Linked DNA regions of Homo sapiens: region 1 is linked to region 2. A link is a contact called in ENCODE Hi-C or POLR2A ChIA-PET data. All regions are on one chromosome and are shown on one strand. The core of a region is the stretch at or near the end of the contact, and the rest is flanking DNA. Distances in the headings are between cores, read along the strand shown.

Region 1 (4,606 bases), core at 2,017-4,516, 40 kb before region 2:
TTCTCTAGCTTAATCATTGTAATGACCCTGCAAAGTGGATGATTTCATCATTTTACAACAAATACAACCTTAGCAAGATGGCCCTTTGGGATTGCTACCATACAATACAGTCAGAACCAGCATGAACAGCCACAGGGCAGTCATTCAACAAATGCCTGATGCTTTAAGAGCTGGTATTTGAAGCTTGGAGAATCTAAGGGAATAGGGAAGCAGTGACACTGTGATGTCTCTACAATACACAACTGCTTTCGGAGTACCAGTCACCATCAAGATCAAAACACAGGCTTTAACTAAAAGATGTGACTTCTTGGAGAAACTCGTGAAGATCTTTTTATGTCTCTATCGTCAAATGTTCAATTCAAGTTCTATCAGTGATGGAATAAAAAGTGAACTCTCTAATGAGTTCAAGTATACTCAAGTCGATTTCAAGCAGAAAGTGGCCCCTAACACCTCACCCCTCTTTTTACTGAGGGGGCCTTTAGCCTTCTATCTACCATATTCGAGCCCAAGGGGATGACAGTAGCCCTAGATGATAAGGGGCTTTAGTCCTCTGAGCAGCCTTCCTGTGCCAGAGGAGGCAGAGGCTAGAAATGTTAAGTGGCTTGCTCAAAGCTACAAAACCAATGAATGACAAAGAATCAAAACCCTATTCTCCCTGATGTCAAAGTTGGTTCTCTCTCTCAGTGTCAGGCTACCTATGACTACCAGAAAACAAAAACAAACAAAAAAAACCCCAAAACTCAGATCACATACTTCTGTTTAAGGTGAAAAAGATTCTTTTATTGAAAAAAAATTTCAAAGATACATAACTTATCACTAAGCTTCAGAAATTCATAAGAAAAAACATGGGTTTGATGTCTGGCTATACTTCTTTAACAGGAGTGGTGAGGGGGACATCTTTCTTGCCTTGATCCTGATCTTAGAGGGAAAGCATCTCTTTTCTCACCATTAAGGATGATGTTAGCTGCAGGGTTTCCATAGATATTTCTTTATTGAAGAAGCTCCCCTCTAGTCCTAGTTTGCTGGGAATATTTTGTAATGAACTGGATTTTACCAAATGCTTTCCCACATTAATTAATATAATAACATGATTTTTCTTCTTTAACCTGTTGACGTAATGGATTACATTGATTTTTGAATGCTGAACCTGCTTTGCCTATCTGGAATAAATCCCACTAGGTCATGCTGTGTAATTCTTTTTAATATATGGTTGGGGTCAATTTGCTAGTTTTTTTTTTTTTTTTCATGAGAGATATTGGTCTGCAGTTTTCTTTCTTGTAGTGCCTTTGGTTTTGGGATCACTTGTTGATTTTTTTTTTTTTTTTTTTTGAGACGGAGTCTCGCTCTGTCGCCCAGGCTGGAGTGCAGTGGCGGGATCTCGGCTCACTGCAAGCTCCGCCTCCCGGGTTCACGCCATTCTCCTGCCTCAGCCTCCCAAGTAGCTGGGACTACAGGCGCCCGCCACTACGCCCGGCTAATTTTTTTGTATTTTTAGTAGAGACGGGGTTTCACCGTTTTAGCCGGGATGGTCTCGATCTCCTGACCTCGTGATCCGCCCGCCTCGGCCTCCCAAAGTGCTGGGATTACAGGCGTGAGCCACCGCGCCCGGCCCACTTGTTGATTTTTAAAATTTTGTATTGAGATAAAATTCACATAACACAAAATTCACCACTTTAAACATTTTATAGTGTATAATTCACTGTTTATTAGTTACTCACAATGTTGTGCATCATCACTATTATCTATTTCCAGAACATTTCCATCATCCCAAAATGAAACTCTATATTCCCAACTCCCACTTCCCTCATCCTCGGAAAACACTAATCTATTATCTTTCTCTGTGAATTCCCTCCTATTCCTGACACTTCATATAAATGTAATCATACAATACATGGCCTTTTGTGTGCGGCTTTTTTCTCTTAGCATAAGTTTCCAAGGTTCAACCATTTTGTAGCATGTACTTCATTACTAAATGGCTAAATAACTCACTGTATATATATATATCACATTTTGTTTATCCATTCATCACTGATGGACATTGAGGTTATTTCCATTTTTTTGGCCATTATGAATAACGTTGTTATGAAGAGGTACATATGAGTTTTTGTGTGAATACTGTCATGCTCCACATAACGATGCTTCAGTCAGTGATGGAAACTGTGGCACCATAAGATTATAATGGGGCTGAAAGGGCGTGGCTGTTCTAGCACAATGCATTACTCACCTGTCTGTGGTGATGCTGGTGAAAACAAACCCACTGTGCTGCCAGTCATTTAAAGTACAGCACCTACAATAATGTTACTTGATAATGATACTAAATGACCCATGTTACTGGTTTATGTATTTACTATACTATGCTTTTAAAATCAGTATTTTAGAGTGTACTCCTTCTATTTATATATATATTTTAAAATGTTAACTGTAAACTGTAAAACAGCCTCATGCAGGTCCTGCAGGAAGTATCCAGAGGAAGGCATTGTTATGATAGGAGGTGACAGGTCCATGGGTGTTATGGCCCCGAAGACCTTCCAGTGGGACGAGCTGTGGAGATGGAAGACAGTGATACTGATGATCCTGACCCTAAGTAGGCCTAGGCTAATGCGTGTGTTTGTGTCTTAGTTTTTAACAAAAATGTTTAAAAAGTAAAACAAAAATATTAAAAATTTAAAAAACCAAAAAACCTAGAGAATAAAGGTATGAAGAAAAAATATTTTGTACAGTTGTGTTTGTGTTTTAAGCTGTTATTACAAAAAAGTTGAAAAGCTGAAAAAATTAAAAAGTTTATAAAGTAAAAATAGAGTACACTAGGTTTATTATTGAAAAAATATTTTTAATAGCCTAAGTGTACAGTGTTTATGAAGTCTACAGTAGTGTACAGTAATGTCCAAGGCCTTCACATTCACTCACTACTCACTCACTGACTCACCCAGAGCAATTTCCAGTTCTGCAAGCTCCATTCATGGTAAGTGCCCTATCCAGGCATACCATAACATTTTTTAAATCTTTTGCAGCAAATTTTTACTGTACCTTTTCTATTTTTAGATATGTTTATTGTAACAAATACCATTGTGCTACAACTGCCTACAGTATTCATAACAGTAACACACTGTACAGGTGTGCAAGCCTAGGGAGCAACAGGCTATACCCTCTAGCCCAGGCATGTAGTAAGCAATCCCATCTAGGTGTGTAAGTACATTCTCTCACATTCACACAACACTGAAATCGCCTAACAATGCATTTCTCAGAATGTGTCACTGTCATTAAGCAACACATGACTATATATGCCTTCAGTTCTGTTGGGTACATAACTAGGAGTGAAAATGCTGTGTCACAACGTAACTTTATATTTAACTCTTTGAGGAACTACCAAACTGTTTTTCAAAGTGGCTACATTTTACATTCCCACCAACACTGTTAAGAGGGTTCCAGGCCTGGGTGCAGTGGCTCACACCTGTAATCCCAGCAATTTGGGAGGCCGAGGCAGGTGGATCACCTAAGGTCAGGAGTTCAAGACTAGCCTGGCCAACATGGTGAAACCCCATCTCTACTAAAACATACAAAAATTAGCCGGGCATGGTGGCAAGCGCCTGTAATTCCAGCTACTTGGGAGGCTGAGGCAGGAGAATCACTTGAACCCAAGAGGCAGAGGTTGCGGTGAGCCAAGATCACACCACTGCACTCCAGCCTGGGCGACAAGAACGAAACTCTCTATCAAAAAACAAAACAAAACAAAACAAAAAAACAAAAACAAAAAGAGGGTTCCAATTTCTCCACATCCTTGTCAACACTGCTTTCCTTTTTTTTTTTTGAAAGGAATTAATATTTATTGGACCATTAAACTATGTTTCAGATACTTCACTAAGTAATCCACATATGTTATCTTTTAATTTTTTACTGTATTAAAATATACATAACAAAAAATTTACAACTGAAGTATACAGTTCTGTGGCATTAAGTACATTCACACTGTTGTATAACCATCACCACCTTTCACTCTCTAGAACTTTCTCACCTTCCCAAACTGAAACTCTTTACCCACTAACTCGCCATTTCCCCCTCTCCTGGGCCTTGGTAATCACCATTTGCCTTTCTGTCTCTATGAATTTGATTACCATAAGTATCTCATATATAAGGGGAATCCTTCAGTATTTCTCCTTTTTTTTTTTTTTTTTTTTGAGATGGAATCTTGCTCTGTCACCCAGGCTGGAATGCAGTGGTGCAATCTCAGCTCACTGCAACCTCCACCTCCTGGGTTCAAGCAATTCCCTTGCATCAGCCTCCCAAGCAGCTGGGATTACAGGCGCACACCACCACGCAGGCTAATTTTTATATTTTAGTAGAGGCTGGTCTTGAACTTCTGGCCTCAGGTGATCCACCCGCCTTGGCCTCCTGAAGTGCCGGGATTACAGGCGTGAGCCACTACGCCTGGCCTTGTCCTTTTCTTGATTGGCTTATTTCACTTAGCATATGTCTTCAAGGTTCATTTGCATGTGTCAGAACTTCCTACCCTTTTAAGGTTGAATAATATTCCACTGTATGTATACACCAAACTTATTTATTCATTCATGTGTTGATGGGCATTTAGGTTGCCTCCACCTTTGGGCTA
Region 2 (5,040 bases), core at 1,729-4,228:
AGTATTTTCAGTAAAGAGCCTGTTATTGCAGTGATCAATGTGAATCCTGAACCTTAAACATGCTGTTCTCTCAATGTATCTTTCCCTAACATAGAACTCTTTCTAATTCCATAGATGAGAAGAGGTAGGGTATGCAATTCATCTTCCTCAACAATACAAAGGAGGTACTTTTAAGGAAATTATTTCATATAAGCCAGGGTCCTGAATCTTTTTCAGAAGACTGGAGTAAGTTAAGGTTTGATGTCTCAACCCTGTACTGACATACTTGGAAAGATGGACCCTGACTGATGCTTTGCTTCCCTGGCAGTTTTATTTACTAAAAGAATAATGGCTAAGATGGTTTCGCCTCTTATATACAATAAATAGCTAGAATTCTCCATAACTTACTTTGCTCATCTTTCTTGCCTTCAAAGCCAAATTTATCAGTATCCATTAACCACCTACATTAACTTCAAAAGTGCAACAAACCACTCCTATGTTATGTAAACCTAAGTTTTTCCATGGACAGTGAGCGTTACGCAAACTATCCTATAACTGTTGGGAAATGGAAGGATCTCAGTTCACCTTTTCATATTTCCTTTGTAATGAACACTTCAGAAGTCCACTGAATAATGATCTCCCTTTATCTTTTAAAAATAAATTTATCTCATATGCACACCTCCTTTTAAAAATGGCTCTCCTCAAAGTAGACAACTTTGTATCATAAACTTCTATCTACCTAAGAAACAGAGTTTACAGATCTACCAAATGTATTGGATATTACAGAAATTTCATAAATACTTGTCACTAGGCTGATTTATATTTAACAATATTGTTAATAGTCACAGAAAGGACACCAAGCAAATGTTTTGACTAAAGATCAAAGACAAAACTTTAGGCCCACTAACATTTGTAGGGGCTGGGGCAAGATTACAAATGGAGGCCCACATTCCATGTTTACATGTTTAAAAGTTACAAGTCCAGTTGAACTATTAAATAAAATATGGTCTCATCCTCCAATCTTGACAAATACACCCTTCACCAGCTGGAGGTACAGGTTCAAATTTAGAATTCTTAGTCTCCTTTAAGTTCCACGCCATATTGTGGTGACACGGGGGGCCAGCCCACTCCCCTTCTCTTTCTATTCCCAGTTTTGTCAAGACCTTGAGGGGCCCTGCACTCAAGGGTGGACATCCTGTCTACCGCAAACTGCTACCTCTTTGCCACCTCTCAGGCCTAAGAGCATACTCACTGGTTTTATCTTTCTAAGGACACATCTAGGAAAAAGGTCAGTGAAGACTCTGGAAGCAGGTTCTGAGCAGTTTGGGGCAGGAAATTCCAGGGTCTTGGTAGTGGGAGGATGGAGTGGGAGAGAGGGAGGACTTGGGCTGATCACATACATCCCCTTGAGCCCTCAGATCCTCCACCCTGTGGGGAAGTGTGAGCAGAGCAGGGCCTTCTAATTCATAGGTTCTGAAGCAGGGCTTCTCTCGCCCAGGACTAAAGGCAACGCTGGATAATTTACCAAATGGAGAATTTACTAGATCAGTCTTGTTATTAGTTAATATACTAGTTGAAACTTAGTATGTAGAAAGATTAAGTAGGTAAATAAAAGCCAAAATTCCAATCTTTAATCACTTCAGTTCCCCCAACATCTATAATCAAAGGGTCTAATATTTATGTGGATCTATCTACAGACTAAATCTAGATTCTGTGCTTTTTTTCACAAATTCATACAAATTTACAGAATTCTATTCAGATGCTAAAGGGAGCTGGAAAAAACAAGAAGCAGAAGGAACAAAGAAAGAACACAGAGTATCAAAGACAGGATCAGACATGCAGACATAAGGGAAAGCATTTTCCTCCTGTTCTGTTGCTTATGTGGCAAAGCTTAAGGCACCATGATTAACCATCTGATTAAAGCCACTAGTATCATAGCTTGCTCTCACTAATGCAGATTCATGCAGTTTACTCATTGGCCTCCGATTGCCCCCATTCTAGCCACTCTGTATAGGGTAGGTCAAGCTGAACCTTGTCAGCATTTAAGTGGATACTGATGATAGCTCTCCCTACATTAGAATCTCTTACCTCGCCATAATTTGCTACGCTGCAATTTTCATTCTACTTAGCAAGAAAATTCTTCTGTTAACTTGAAAAAACTAATAAATACATATACATACTCCACAGGAAGGGAAGTATTTCAACTGGAAATCTTATTTATGTGTACTTACTGAGATTGTACCATTGTCTAGACCTATGGACAGTCTTCTTGTTTCCGGGTTAAAAGACATGCATGAACATGGAGCTGAAAGAAATGAACATGTTGATGAAATTAACAAAACCATGATTCTCATCGACTCAGGAGTGCCTAACTAGCTAAAAGTGTGGGGCTGTACTTTCCCCACTATCTCCTGGAAAACATTTCATTTAACATCCACTCACCAAAAAATAAAAACAGTAATTTTACAGCCACCCCATAGTTGTTCAGTTATCCTTTTAATGAATATAACAAATAAGATATTCTCAAACTGGGCAAGTTCCAAGGGGCTTGGTCTTGGCTGGTTCTGTCAGTATGGACTCTAAATTTGCTTAACTAGATTAACAATACTTTGTGCTGTGTAACGTTTCTGTTACCACTCTCTCTGTACCACTCCAATTCCATCTTAAATAGAAATAACCTATCCTTTCTGAACTAGACAAACAAAAGAAAGATCTTATTATCCCTCCACCCTCCCCACCCACATACAGACACATACACACAGGAGTCTAGAAGTCTATTTTTTGATTCAGAATTGATTCGGGGCGTGTGAATTAACAGGAGTTTTTTGCTTTTGGCCTTTGGGGGTGTGCTGGAGTCTGCTGATTGAAAATGACAGAGGAGGATTTGTCTCAATCTAAAAAAGAACCAACTCATCATAGGGCTTGGCATTGTAGGAAAGAAACCAGGTAAGTCAGTACACCCAGGCCTGGACTGGTTCTCCCTGTTCCGCAGGACTGACGGCCTGAGTACACCCGAGCCTAAGCAAATTAAGTATGCTTGGAAGCCACGTGTGGTCAACAAGTGCTTACTAAACAGTCAGCTCCCAGGTCCCTGCCTTCTCTACCTGTGCTTGCTCCTAACTGCTCCCACTAAATAGGGGGTCTTTTGACAATTTACCCAATACTGAAATATTTAATAGTTGTTCTAAAGAGCCCAGCACAGTTTTTATATGTCTCCCTTCATATTCACAGAAGCCATGTAGATCATGAACTACCTATTATCATAATCACAATCAGCATCAAATATTTTTTATTCCTACTTTTCACGGGTATGATTAGATGTTTTACCCAAGGTCACATAGGAAACACTGGAGAAGGTTCAAAGACATCATTCAAACACACAGTCCCATTTTCAAACAACCAACTTAGATTATTTTTAAACTAAAAAAGAATTTCAAGTTCTACTGACAGCCACTAAGTGAACATATCACTTAGTAACATATTTTTCATTCTTTATAAAAGGGCCCTGAATAAAACAACAAAAAGACCTTCTAAACTGCATATTTACTTTTTTTCTAATTTTCTATCATGATATATTCAGAAAATAAAAACTAGTAGAATTTCCCCCAAAAACTTCCACCTGTATAACAGACTATCTTCTTTCTACTTAGCTACAAAATAAAACCAGATTCCCAAGAGTACACTCCTGAAAACAGCAATCAAATGATATTTAATGCACTGCCCTAAGAAAGTCAGTTTTATTGCCCTTGACCAGTAAACTATGTTGGCACAATTTCTATACAATATTAAGATGCCGGGTCTCATAATCCCATAACATGTGTGCAGAATTAGAATCTAATAATCTCATGGAAAATTGTTAGCTGAAAAAAAATCTAAAGAAAAAATACACTGTGATTACAATTGTGTAAAGTACATACACACATAAGTACAGGATACATGGAAAAATTATTCTTGTGTTCAAATGACAAGATTATTTCTATAACACTGTCTTTACTCTTATTTTGCCATTCCTGTTAAAATGAATTTTAAATATGTCACAATTTATGAAGATGTAAGTATGAGCATATGAAGCAAAACTCGATTGCAGCCTCAAGGGGCTAGTGACTAGCCAGGAACAACCTTATCATTTAGCTGCCCACTTGACCATCTAAAAGTATTTCCTGTGTGATTTCCTCCAAAGTCCATATCCGGTTATGCTATAATTAGAAAACCCACTGAAATTTGAATGTGATTTAAAATACTTTTTTACAACACTGCATAGGCTACTCTTAAATCTTCATTGCCATTCCCTTATTCCTTGTTTTTTCCCCAATTTCCTATATTTCTTGTTATTCTTTCAAGAAAAATTTAGAATCCTTACTATGTTCAAGGCATGTCCTACAATGATATATAAAGTATTACTGCTGCCATCATGGAATTAAAAGAATTTATAGATTGTGAAACCAAAGGTACATAGGAACTGTAAGACAATTTCACCCTATTGGTTCAAATCATTTTATGCATAGTAAGAAACACCACCATATTTCAAAGTAAAGAACCGTTCCTATAATAAATGAATTCAGCAAATTTTCAGAATACAAAATTAATGCACACAAATCAGTAGCTCTGCTATACATCAACAGTGACCAAGCTGAGAATCAAATCAAGAACTCAACTCCTTTTACAGTAGCTGCAGAAAAATAAAATAACATACTTGGGATACCTAAACCAGGAGGTGAAAGACCTCTACAAAGAAAACTACAAACACTGCTGAAAGAAATCACAGATGACACAAACAAATGGAAACATATCCCATGCTCATGGATGGGTAGAATCAATATTGTGAAAATGAACATACCGCCAAAAGCAATCAACAAATTCAAGGCAATTCCCATCAAAATAGCACCATCATTCTTCATAGAACTAGAAAAAACAACCCTAAAACCTATATGGAACCAAAAAAGAGCCCACATAGCCAAAGCAAGACTAAGCAAAAAGAACAAATCTGGAGGAATCACATTACCCGACTTCAAACTATATATAAGGCCATAGTCACCAAAACAGCATGGTACTGTTATAAAA

The links. Hi-C counts contacts between places; a loop is a spot of excess contacts on that map. ChIA-PET counts read pairs that join two places held with the same protein, here RNA polymerase II (POLR2A). Pooled maps may share reads with other maps.
Region 1: a map of PC-9 shows a loop between it and region 2 (7-fold over the local background). The contact joins two enhancer-like sites. A Hi-C loop is called at or near these places in 8 of 168 maps with a recorded cell type or tissue (Calu3, PC-9, aorta and 3 more) and 8 of 50 pooled maps. POLR2A ChIA-PET finds 5 or more read pairs at or near these places in 6 of 52 experiments (A673, BJ, GM10248 and 3 more).

What each region holds. Positions count from the first base shown.
Region 1 is chr13:51,713,416-51,718,021 of GRCh38, reverse strand. All of the region lies in intron 4 of WDFY2 (WD repeat and FYVE domain containing 2), which reads right to left. Among named protein-coding and RNA genes, the nearest start is that of DHRS12, 88 kb to the left of the region's middle. Within about 2 kb of position 3,266, at least 5 of the 41 ENCODE cell types and tissues checked have a DNase peak (open chromatin) inside an H3K27ac peak, as active enhancers do; they include PC-9, where a contact is called at or near this core.
Region 2 is chr13:51,672,414-51,677,453 of GRCh38, reverse strand. It overlaps WDFY2 (WD repeat and FYVE domain containing 2), which reads right to left. Exons shown (of 12, transcript NM_052950.4): 3 at 2,211-2,284. Among named protein-coding and RNA genes, the nearest start is that of WDFY2, 90 kb to the right of the region's middle. RefSeq lists a silencer at 4,967-5,040. Within about 2 kb of position 2,978, at least 9 of the 41 ENCODE cell types and tissues checked have a DNase peak (open chromatin) inside an H3K27ac peak, as active enhancers do; they include PC-9, where a contact is called at or near this core.